Regions from separate parts of the Homo sapiens genome. Here regions 1, 2 and 3 are each linked to region 4. A link is a contact called in ENCODE Hi-C or POLR2A ChIA-PET data. All regions are on one chromosome and are shown on one strand. Each heading gives the region's core, a stretch centred on a gene start or an enhancer-like site at or near the end of the contact. The rest is flanking DNA. Distances are from core to core; before and after follow the strand shown.

The links. A loop is a pair of places that touch in the nucleus more often than their neighbours do. ChIA-PET counts read pairs that join two places held with the same protein, here RNA polymerase II (POLR2A). Pooled maps may share reads with other maps.
Region 1: a loop to region 4 is called in a map of B cell, with 9 times the contacts of the local background. The contact joins the promoter of UBE2N here to the promoter of DUSP6 in region 4. A Hi-C loop is called at or near these places in 2 of 168 maps with a recorded cell type or tissue (B cell and naive thymus-derived CD4-positive, alpha-beta T cell) and 7 of 50 pooled maps. POLR2A ChIA-PET finds 5 or more read pairs at or near these places in 1 of 52 experiments (Caco-2).
Region 2: a map of naive thymus-derived CD4-positive, alpha-beta T cell shows a loop between it and region 4 (12-fold over the local background). The contact joins the promoter of SOCS2-AS1 here to the promoter of DUSP6 in region 4. A Hi-C loop is called at or near these places in 1 of 168 maps with a recorded cell type or tissue (naive thymus-derived CD4-positive, alpha-beta T cell) and 8 of 50 pooled maps. POLR2A ChIA-PET finds 5 or more read pairs at or near these places in 1 of 52 experiments (activated CD4-positive, alpha-beta T cell).
Region 3: a map of B cell shows a loop between it and region 4 (14-fold over the local background). The contact joins the promoter of NUDT4 here to the promoter of DUSP6 in region 4. A Hi-C loop is called at or near these places in 2 of 168 maps with a recorded cell type or tissue (B cell and naive thymus-derived CD4-positive, alpha-beta T cell) and 8 of 50 pooled maps.

What each region holds. Positions count from the first base shown.
Region 1 is chr12:93,440,554-93,443,255 of GRCh38, reverse strand. It overlaps UBE2N (ubiquitin conjugating enzyme E2 N), which reads left to right and starts at 1,309. Exons shown (of 4, transcript NM_003348.4): 1 at 1,309-1,401. The coding sequence starts at 1,372. RefSeq lists silencers at 904-1,363, 1,444-1,653, 1,804-1,943, 1,974-2,093 and an enhancer at 774-1,411.
Region 2 is chr12:93,570,115-93,572,814 of GRCh38, reverse strand. SOCS2-AS1 (SOCS2 antisense RNA 1) reads left to right here and starts at 1,417. Exons shown (of 4, transcript NR_038263.1): 1 at 1,417-1,550. It overlaps SOCS2 (suppressor of cytokine signaling 2), which reads right to left and starts at 140. Exons shown (of 2, transcript NM_001270471.2): 1 at 1-140. RefSeq lists silencers at 694-1,003, 1,014-1,063, 1,424-1,703, 2,074-2,263, 2,324-2,373.
Region 3 is chr12:93,376,671-93,379,370 of GRCh38, reverse strand. NUDT4 (nudix hydrolase 4) reads right to left here and starts at 1,446. Exons shown (of 5, transcript NM_019094.6): 1 at 950-1,446. The coding sequence starts at 1,048. LOC643339 (a long non-coding RNA gene) reads left to right here and starts at 1,635. Exons shown (of 5, transcript NR_040096.1): 1 at 1,635-1,934. RefSeq lists silencers at 815-1,114, 1,335-1,674 and an enhancer at 911-1,850.
Region 4 is chr12:89,351,053-89,353,752 of GRCh38, reverse strand. It overlaps DUSP6 (dual specificity phosphatase 6), which reads left to right and starts at 1,252. Exons shown (of 3, transcript NM_001946.4): 1 at 1,252-2,113. The coding sequence starts at 1,714. All of the region lies in intron 9 of POC1B-DUSP6 (POC1B-DUSP6 readthrough), which reads left to right. RefSeq lists a silencer at 1-306 and an enhancer at 2,126-2,700.

The DNA.
Region 1 (2,702 bases), core at 60-2,559, 4.1 Mb before region 4:
TACAAGGTCAGGTAGGTTCTTACTCATCATTGAGGACTTCACTTATTTAAGAAGGCTTCCCTGAGTTCTCAAGCAGTTAATGCCTCTCTGCTAAAATAGCACCTTGGAGGAACCTGTATTACAGACAGCCCTTAACACATTGGATTGTAACTAATTGTTTACTGGTCTCTCTTCTCCATTGGAATCTAAGTTCCTGGAAGGCACGGTCAGTCTTGTCTTCATTTATTCACCATCTACTGTCTGTTAGTGTGCTAGGAAACACTGTGGTTAAGTAGTTAAGGGCCAGGTCTTGGCGGATCTGCCTGGGGACAAAACAGCTCCTTGGAAAAGGTTAACTATCTAAGCCTCATTTGTAAAATGGAAACAACACCTCCTCACGATTGCTGTGAAGATGAAGTAAAGTGCTTGCAAACAGTCCATCACACAGCAAACCATCCGTCATCAGGATAAAACGCTTCCCCAACAATTCAATTTTCGGGCACCCCCACTCTAATTCTCTCATAGGACCTCGCACTCTATAGGTAATCTCTGCTTTACGGATTACTCTGGGTTCTTTAAACCTCTCCTTGGTCATTCGTCCTGTTAACAATTCTGAGTCTCAACCTTTAGGTCTAGGCGTTCAGAACCATTCTTCCCGCCTCCAACTCGCTCCAAACCCTTTTCCTTCAGCCTACCCTGGGCCTAGGGGCGTGTCAGAGGTCCGATTTATACAATTTAAACATCAAAACTCCCCCAACAGCGTGTGAGTAACTGGAGAGACCCCCAGTCAGAGCTTTGCCACCGAGTTTCGGTCTTGCCCTCCCTTTGAGGAAGGAGCAAGACGATGAGCCCCACCTCAGTCGTTCACTGCAGAGCCAGCAGGGAACGCGCGCAATGCAGGCTGAGCTGAAAGAACGAACGCGTGAGCTGAAAGAACGAACGCGTGAATGAATGAATGGGATACGTCGTAGGCCAGGCCTCTGTTACGTCGTCCACCGGCGCGGGCGTGGCCACGGTTAAGAGAGACGCGCGCGCAGTCGCGCGCGGGTCGTGCCGTACCACCGTCGCGGGCAGGCTCGGCCACGAGCGCCAGAGCCCCGCGCCTCCCCTCGCGGCCTGTCCCAAGTCCCTGCCCCGCAACAGAGCGTCACTTCCGCCATCCCCGGCAGCGGTTGGGGCGGGGCGCACGGGGGAGGGGGCCAGGTCGGAGGGAAGCCCGCCCGTGCCCGAGCCCGCGCCCGAGCAGGGACTACATTTCCCGAGGGGCCTCGGCGGCGGCTGCGGCGACGGGCGCGGCAACGTCCCCCGGAAGTGGAGCCCGGGACTTCCACTCGTGCGTGAGGCGAGAGGAGCCGGAGACGAGACCAGAGGCCGAACTCGGGTTCTGACAAGATGGCCGGGCTGCCCCGCAGGATCATCAAGGTAACCGCCCAGGCCGGCCTCCAGCTCTTCGCTCTGCTCTCGTCGGCTCAGCTGGGCAGGCAGCGCGGCCTCTCGCCTCCTTCGGCCCGCGGCCCGCTCTGGGAGGCCCGAGGCGGCGCGGAGAGGGGTTGGCCGCGGCGGCGAGGGAAGTCGGGTGCTGAGGAGGGGGCGCCGGGGAGACTTCCGGCCGCGGCGGGGCAGCCGGACAGCGGGGACCCGGGGCTTCCAGGCGGCTGCCCGGCGGGCCAGGGAGTGCTGTCCCACGCCCCGGCGGAGGGTGGGGCGGCAAGGCTGGGGGTCTCTGGGCTTGGGCGCGGGCCTCCATAGCTTCTGAGACCACCCCCCCGCCGGAGGCCGCGGGCGCGCGGGAATCGCGGCGGGGCTCGGGCGCCTGGTGGGGATTGTGGCCCGACAAGGTCCCTCGGCAGCCAAGCCCCTCTTCTCCGCCCCGACGGGGCCGCGGAGGTGCGGCAACCGCGGGTGCAGAATGAATGAACCGGGAGGGTCAGGCCGGGCGGGGCCCTGCGCCCCGGGAAGTGGCTCTGGGAGGCCCGCGCGTCCTGCCGCGGTCAGCACATGCTCGCCCCTGGTTGCCGCGGCTGCCTGGGTCCCGGGACGTGGGGGCCCCGCGCCCCGCTGCCCTTGCTTCCGCGATCTCTCTCTTCTGAATACGTTTCCGCTCGTTTATCTCTGCGAAGTGATTTTACTCTGGTTGGCAAACTCTTTCAGAGCTGTTCCGAGGAAATAGTTTTAACACAAGGCTGGGGGAGGGCCGCAGTTATGGGGGATTCTCTTTCTCTCTCCTCTTCTCTCCTCTCCTCTCTTTTTCGTAGATATGAGGCCTCGCTATAGTGCCCAGGCGGCTTCCAAAACTCCTGGCTTCAGAGATCTTCCTACCTTGGCCTCTGTGGGGGATCTCGTGAAATCTTTTGCCCCTCAATTTTGTGCGTTTTAATTATTAATTGGCTGTTTATGAATACTGTGTTTTGACAAGTATGTATGGAACCATGACATTTTCGATTCTTTGATTTTGTAAAGTCTTAAGGAAATATCGACAAGTCTTCAGACGTGAGATATTCCTTGTCATCACAACAACTAAACCTTAAATTTTTGTGTCGGTTTTTATGAAGGAAATTAGTTGCACATTTATGTGACTAAATGCGCCAGTTAAAGTGACTCAATTGCAGCATCATTTTGCTTGATATAACCTGGTGAACGTGTATGTTAATCTTGCTCATTCTTGTGAAATCTGTGGGGAGATGCATACTAAGTGGAAGACCTGTTAGGCTTCGAGGATGATG
Region 2 (2,700 bases), core at 168-2,667, 4.2 Mb before region 4:
CGAATCCCAAAACGAGTCCCTGCGGGGTGTCCGAAATGGTGGCAGAGAGAGAAGGGATGGGGCTCTTTCTCCCCAGATCCTGGAGGACGGATGACAAAGTCCCTCGCAGCCGCGGTCACCCACTGATCGCCTACAAAGAGAAAGCGGGAGGTTGGGTCAGTCCAAACTGGACCCCTGCGGCTGGGGTGGGGGTGGGGAAATAGACGTGGAAAATCCCAGGGACTCCTCCGCCTCTACGTTCCTGCACCATTTAACCCCAAGCTTCCAGTTAGCGCCCTGGCCCAGCTCTAGAGAAAAGATAAAGAGAGCAGAGATCCAAGATAAAGTTGGCTGAAGAGGTGGGGGGCGGAGGTCAGGAGGAGGGTGAACAGGGTGTCTTCCCGCCCAGGGTCACTAGCTGAAATCAAAGACTGGCGACCTAGGAAGAGCAAATAGTCACCTGCAGATCCAGTGGGAATAGGCCCTTGTCAAGGACAAGTAGAAAAAATTAAAAAGGAAAGAACAGGAGAGATTCCCCAAATTGGCATTCCGGTCTCACACCTGGCGCAGCCCGAGGGCCCCCAGGAAGAAGCACCCACACAAACTTGGTTCTCCGCCCTAAAGCGCTGCGGGGCCCCGAGGCACCAACCCGGGGTGCGGAGGTGCGGGAGCTGCCGCATCTCCGCCCGGGAGGCTCCTCGCTCCCCTCCCCCCGCTTCCTGGTGCCCGCTCTGGCGGGGTTGGGGGTGCCGCGGCGGTCGCTCCCGGACCAGGATGGCTGCGGTGGTTCTCGCCGCCGCGGGCGCTGTCGAGGAATCGGCCCGAGCGCGCAGCCCTCGCGGGGCTCCGAGGCGAGGCCGGGGCCGAGCGGGCGGTCGCGAGCGCTGCGGAAAATGCAAACCACCAACGCCGCGCTCTTACCTCGACCTCGGCCGCGGCCGCCGCCGCCGCCTCCGCACCAGGCAGCCTCCTCAGCGGACATGGGGCGGGGGGGTGGGGGGAAAAGGGGAGGTGGGAGGGGCCCGGGAGAGGAGGGGCGTCTGCCCTTGTTTCCCCCGTTAACGTTTAATTTGGGAACGAGATGCCCGGGGATGCAACCAGCCCCGCGCTCGGAGGCGGCGGTCGGAGTTCCGTGCGCAGAGGGCACACAAAAGCCTCGAGGATCATTGCCTCGACCCCATCCCCCACCGCGCGGCGACGCCCCCTACGGGCTGGGACACCTCCACTCTCGGACTGCTGCCGGGTTTCCCTCCGGCTGCGACCCTGGAGGTGGGAAGGAGAGAGGGAGGGAGGGAGGAAGGAGCGAGGGCGGGAGGCAGGCCGGTGGGGAGGAGCGGGAGATCAGGTTATTAGGAGGATTATTAATTTGAATGGCAGTTTAGGGGAAATAAAAAAAAGAAACTCCAGACACTTCCAGACGCCGAGAAGGGGCTGGAGAAAGCAGGCAGCAACGCTAGGCCGCGGGGCAGAGCCGCGGTTCGGACTCTCTCTTCCCCGGCGCTCCGAGCTGCGGAAGCCCAGGCCGTCCGCCGCTCCCCGGCGCACGCGGCCGCGCCTCGCCGCCCTCCCCGGTAACTCTCCTCGGGGCGGAGCCTTCGGGCTTCCCCCACTACCGGTACCTGCCGCGGGCGCCCGAGCTGCGGGCACGGGGTATCCTGAGGCTGTGCACCCGGGACCCCGGCGCGCACTGTCCGCGGGCCACGCGGTGAGGGTGGCTGCGGGCGAGAGGGCTCATGCTTCAGGGGAAGCCCAAGGCCCGCCAGCCGCGGCGGCTGCGACGAGACTTGGCAAGAGTTAAACGTCGGTCCCAGGAGCAGCGAGTGCGCGCGACTTCCCAGACCGACGCGCCTCCCTTGCTCCCCGCCTCCCTCCCCAGTCAGCGCTCCGCTCGCGCCCCGCCCGGCTGCTGCGGAGGCGGCTTTCCAGGAACTTTCCAGGAATCGGCCTCACGTGACCGCGGGCCCCGCTACTGCTTTAAAGAGGCTCGGTCGCAATACACAGGCTTCAGGGAAGACCGGGTGAGAGCGCTCGGGTGCAGGGCGGGCGGTGTGCACGCCGGGGTCGGCCTGCCTCTGGCCCCACACCCCGGGGTGCTCGGGCGCAAGCTAGAGATCTCCCCGGCCACCGGCTACAGCCAACCCCGTTTCGGCGGCCGGAGCCTGCCCCCTACCCGGGCCAGCTGAGCGCCCGGGTTCAGGGAAGGATAGCGATCCTTGGCCCTTGGCCTGCCACGGGGGTGGGTTCCTCTAAACATCCCGGCGGCGCCCCCTCGATGCGACCCTCCTGGCCGCACTTTTGCGGGGGGTGGGCGTGCAGGAGCGACTGTGGGTCCTCGGAAACCAGACTCTCCGGCTCTAAGACACATCGATGGCGTGGGGACGCCGTGCTCGTCCCGGTGCCCACGGCCGGGGACCGGAGGCGGTCCCCTTGATCAGGTCCTGGAAGGCAGCGAGCGGGAGAGCAGCGCCTCCTTAAGCGGCGCCGGCCGTCCTTAGTCCCCTCCCCCTGGCGCTCCGGCTCCTTGTCACCCGCACCCACCCGGCTCCTCCCTTCCTCCTCCCCTCTGCTCCAACGTCTCCGGTAGACCCGGCGGCCCGCCCGGGTCACCTGCGCCGGCTGCTAAGGGGGCGCCCTTACCTGCGCGCCCGGAAGGGGCTTGGTGACTGGCCTCGGTTCCCTCAGTCCGGAGAGTGTCTCTGCCATTCCCTGCAGGGCTGACGC
Region 3 (2,700 bases), core at 197-2,696, 4.0 Mb before region 4:
TATGTAATTTATCTTAAGAGTGGCAATACCAAAAGGCTACTATTGCCCTAAGCAAACTTCAACAGTTAGCCATTTTAAATAAATACTACTGAATTAAGTAAAAATCGCTCTCCAGGGAAACCCCAAGGGTCTCATTCTCAGCCCAATGCAGATGGGTAAATTATCCAAGAACGACTGCTCTGAGAACGAGAAAGGCTACTCCTTTCCAGATGTCAAGCCAGACAGCAAAGAACCCTTTATACATAAGCTGAGAGCTGGAGATTACTGTCTGAAAATGGCAGCTTTGCCCATCTCTAGTCCATCGTCTCCCTTTTGGCATTATTCCACATTTTTCACTAACCATTTTTCTGCAGTCAGAAAACTTTAAGAAGGGAAGGCCGTTTTAAAAATGAGGCATAATTATGCCAACAGCTTGCGGGTTCATGGACCCACAAGAATTGCCAAGACTAGACTCAATTCCAAGCACGAGGACTGTCTGTTACTCCACAAACATGCTTAGATCGAATCCGAGACCGCAAACGGCTGTAACATGGAAGGAAAATATGTAAAAGAGGCACAAGGGCTCTGCTGCAACACTCACGCCATTTCCACCCTCCTCTCGCTGAGCACTCGAGGTTTATCCGGCTTTCAACTCAATTCGCACGTTAAGATGGTGACTCCCGCTAGGCGAGACTTACGCGGCCCGGGACCTTCCCGGGGACCAGGCGCCTTCTCGAGTGCCCAGATGGAGAAACTGGGGCTGGGCGAGCCCCCTTTGTCTCATCTATCAGCCCAGAGAAAGGAAGGAAGAAGTGAGGGAGGAAAGGAGTGAGGGAGGAAAGGAGGGAGGGAGGAAGGGGGCTAATCCCTCCCAGCCCCGCAGCCTGCGCAGGGGCGGGGAGCGAGGGGAAGCACCCGGGCCCTAGACCCCGGCGCCCCGGAGGGCAGCGTGCGGCGCCGGGCGCCCTACCTCGTCCTCCTGCTCGCTCCGGAAGCACAGGCACGCCGCCCGCTTCTTGAAGCCCTCGCGGTCGTAGGTCCGCGTCTGGTTGGGCTTGAACTTCATCATAGAGGCGGGCTCCTGCTGCTGCTGCTGCTGCTCCGGCCGCCGCCGTGGGGGCCCGGCCGCCGCCACCCCGCCGGGGAGTGGGGGCGAGGGCGAGTCGGGCGCAGGAGCGCCCGGGAGCGCTAGTCGGTGCGGGAGGTGCGGCGAGGCCGGTCAGTCCCGGGGCCGGCGGCCGCTCCGACGCGGGCGGGACGGGACGCTAGCGCGGGTCACTGGAACCAGGGTGCCGAGATGAAAGCTCCGCCTCTGCCCAGTTGTCCGCCGCTCTCCATGGAGCCCGACTCCCGCTCGCCTCCGCTCCCTCCGGCCGTAGCCGCCAGGGGAAGGGCGGCTAGAGGCGCGCGCCACGCGGAGACAGTTGCGAAGACCCGCTCCCACTGAGCAGCAGCACCGCGGCGACCGCGCGCCGCCCCCTCTGCTCTGTTTAAATGAAGCCCACATGCGCCCCGCCTCCCCCGCGCGCCACTGCGCCTGCGTGCAGAGACCATTGCAATGGGGTGGGTGGGTAGGTGTGGCGGGGGAGGTAGGGGCGGGACCTCGGCCGCCCGGTGGGCGGGGCCGCGCGCACTCCCGGGCTGGAGTTCGGCGAGGCCTTGGGACTGGCGCTGGAGCCCAGCGTGGGATGACCGTGCCCCGAAAACATGCCAGTGAATGGAAAGAAGCCAAGGTCCCCTCCCTCCCTGCTTATACCCTCAACTTTGCCAATGAGGACCCTAAATACCAGCTGCACTACAGGGGATGTAACTACATACACCGTCACCAAAGTTGCAGCCTGGCCAAGAAATGCCAGGGGACGTCGCGGCGATTGCAGACTCCGCGGTGACTGTGTAGATACGTCCAGAATTCGCCCTTGTAGCGCGGGGAGAGGCGAGAGTGAAGGCCTAGAAAAGTTAAGACGTTAACTGTTTTTTTTTTCTTTGTTTTCACAAATGGGGGGTAGGCAAATTTCCTTTTTTTTTTTTTGTATTTAAATTTTTAATCTTTGGTTGGGGATGGCTTGTATTATTTAAAGAGTCAACTCTAGCTTAAACGTTTCTTTGAAGCTGTCTATAACATCCCCCACTTTGTGCCACCTTCCGGAAAGTATTAATACTGGCAATGGCTAATAGTTGCGAAATGGTTTTCATGTGGATCTCATGCTAAGTAACAGCGCAGCTGGATGCTGGGGCCACAGCACTAAAATATAATGGGATTTCTGCTATCTGGGAGCTTACAGTACCTTGGGGACTTGGAACAAACAACCTCTACACTTCAGAGTGTTAGAAGGGCTAAGATAGGAGCCAGGAGGCCTGATCTTAAGGTAGCTCGAGAAACCCAAACTCAGGCCATTCTGCCCTTCCACAGAGGCCCAGGTTGCTTGGGTCCTGACTTGGTTGGTTGGTTTTTCACCCCTTGAGGGCCTATTGTGTGTCAGGCACTGGCATCTAACAAAACCAGTCAGCCCCTGCCTCTCCAGGAGCGTAGGCACCTGAGAGCACACCGTCAAATATTAAATGATCACACGTGTACACGTAAAACTACAAATGTAATGGGCTCTAAGGTTTCAGACAAAGATTTGACCAGATCTGCAGTCAGAAAAAGATTATTGGGGCAGCAAGGCAGGAGCTGAGGGCTGAAGGAGGAGGAGCTAAATTGACCAAGAGCTTTCAAGGCAA
Region 4 (2,700 bases), core at 3-2,502:
CCCGTGCCCAAGCGGGGAGACGGGGACGGCGGGGCGGTGGCAGGGAGCGCAGCGCGCAGGCGCGGCTGGTGCTCCCCGGAGTGCCCGGCGCTGGACAAAGGGAGGAGGCGGCGGCAGGAGAGGGCTGGGGAGGCCCCCTCTGACATGCCTCCCTGCCAACTGTAACCAATCGTCGAGCCCCCCTGCCGAGCCCCCGCAGCCTGCAGGTCTTGCGGGAGGACTTCCTCACGCCTCGCCCATGGCGGGGACTGCTGGCCCGGCCCGGCGCGTCCCAGCACACCTCGCTCAGGCAGCCCCGCCAGACCGGCTCCCCCGTCAGAAGCCGAGCTCCTTGCCCAGAAATCATTAACCAGCGCGACCTCCCAGCAGGCGATGGTGGTGGTGGGGCGGGGGGAGAGATATAGATTCCCCCGAACAATGGCTTGTAACTCCCCACGCCGCCGGAGCGGAATACAGTAAAAGCACTGGACTGACCTAAGAGTTTGTTTCTGCACTCTACATTGTTTTAATGAAAATAAAATGTTATTTTAAGAAAAAAGGTTTTCTTCTGATTTTCTGCACAACCAGACGTTTGTTTGTTTGCTTTAAAATGTTTCAACAAAATCCTGGTTTGTTTCGAAATATGTTGGATTAGCATTTAACACCTCATCGGTCACTAAAGCCCAGTCAGTTCACCAGCCCCAACACAGCCTCGGCTAAAAGAACATCAGAGCAAACAGAGCTGGGCCTTTAAAAGTGGCAAACAAATGCCACACACCGCCTAAAGAAGGGGGGTTGGGGGAGGGGAGGGTTAAGGCGAACTTGGGTCCAAATGAGTTTGAAGGGAATACAAAGAACGAAAAGTCAGCACAAGTTTTCCTAAAGCTAGCTCGCGAACGCAAGCGTCGCGAACAAGGGCTTTTGTGCATGCTAATTGCGCCATTGGTGCGCAAAAGTTCCGACGCGAAGTGTGAACTCTCAACAGAAGGAAACATGAGACAACTGAAGTGCCCTGGTTTATGTGCCCTGCTCCTCCTCCGCTGCCGCCTCCCCTTCTTTCTCCTTCCTCCCGCCGAGCCCGCTGTTGCAGCTTGTTTGCACTGGGGCTTATCCGGAGCGGAAATTCCTTTCCGTTTTTGTGAATGACAAACTCATTAACAATTCATCAACACAACCTGTTCCAGCCGGCCCGTCCCCACGGCAACAGCCCCTTCCGCAGCACGCTCATTGGCTGGCCCGGAGAATGTATCCATTGAGACGCTCGCTGTTTGTATCCATTGAGGAGCTGCCTCGCGCAGGGGGTGTGCGAGGCTGAGTCCAAGAGATAGCAAATCGAGTCTTAAATAATCCGGGGAGAAAGACGCCCGGGTAGATTTGAGGTGCAGCCTTGGAGGGAGGGATTAGAAGCCGCTAGACTTTTTTTCCTCCCCTCTCAGTAGCACGGAGTCCGAATTAATTGGATTTCATTCACTGGGGAGGAACAAAAACTATCTGGGCAGCTTCATTGAGAGAGATTCATTGACACTAAGAGCCAGCGGCTGCAGCTGGGTGCAGAGAGAACCTCCGGCTTTACTTCTGTCTCGTCTGCCCCAACCGCTAGCCTCGGCTTGGGTAAGGCGAGGCGGAATTAAACCCCGCTCCGAGAGCGGCAGCTTCGCGCGCGGTGCGCTCGGCCTATGCCTGCCCCGAGGGGCGTCTGGTAGGCACCCCGCCCTCTCCCGCAGCTCGACCCCCATGATAGATACGCTCAGACCCGTGCCCTTCGCGTCGGAAATGGCGATCAGCAAGACGGTGGCGTGGCTCAACGAGCAGCTGGAGCTGGGCAACGAGCGGCTGCTGCTGATGGACTGCCGGCCGCAGGAGCTATACGAGTCGTCGCACATCGAGTCGGCCATCAACGTGGCCATCCCGGGCATCATGCTGCGGCGCCTGCAGAAGGGTAACCTGCCGGTGCGCGCGCTCTTCACGCGCGGCGAGGACCGGGACCGCTTCACCCGGCGCTGTGGCACCGACACAGTGGTGCTCTACGACGAGAGCAGCAGCGACTGGAACGAGAATACGGGCGGCGAGTCGGTGCTCGGGCTGCTGCTCAAGAAGCTCAAGGACGAGGGCTGCCGGGCGTTCTACCTGGAAGGTACGCGCCCAGGGAACTCCGCGCGCGGGGCAGGGCTAGGGGCGCAGGGCTGCGGGCGGGGCGCGTGGATTGAAAATACCTCTGCTCCGCTCAGCTGGAGCTTCGGAGCCGCGCTGCCCGCCTAGGGACCGGCAGCCGGCGAGGTAGGGGCCGCGAACCGCGCGTTCCGCACCAGAGAACCGGGCCGGCTCAGAATCCACTCGCTTCCGGCTGCGGGTACCGGCGGTTTCTTTCTAACGGGTTCTGCGCCTTCTTAGCCAGAACATCCTCCACCATCACCCTGTTTTCTATCGTTCGATTTTGAATTAAGATTTGCAGGACGGGAGAGATTGTTGGGGATGCAAATTGGCACATCTTAGCTCTCAAAATATTCCAAAAAGTTGCCATTTTGTCTATTTCCGGATTCAAGCGAATAAGGGTTCCCTGGCGAGGCGGGCCCGTTCGTTCCATTCCCGATGGTGCACATTTAAAGTGTGTTTCTCTTATAGATGGTTCTGTATGTAGGGGGTTCGTAGGATGCTTGTGGTGTTTCTTGCGCCGGGCTGCGGTTCTTACAAGCTGTGAAAACTACTACGGCTTCTCAGGTT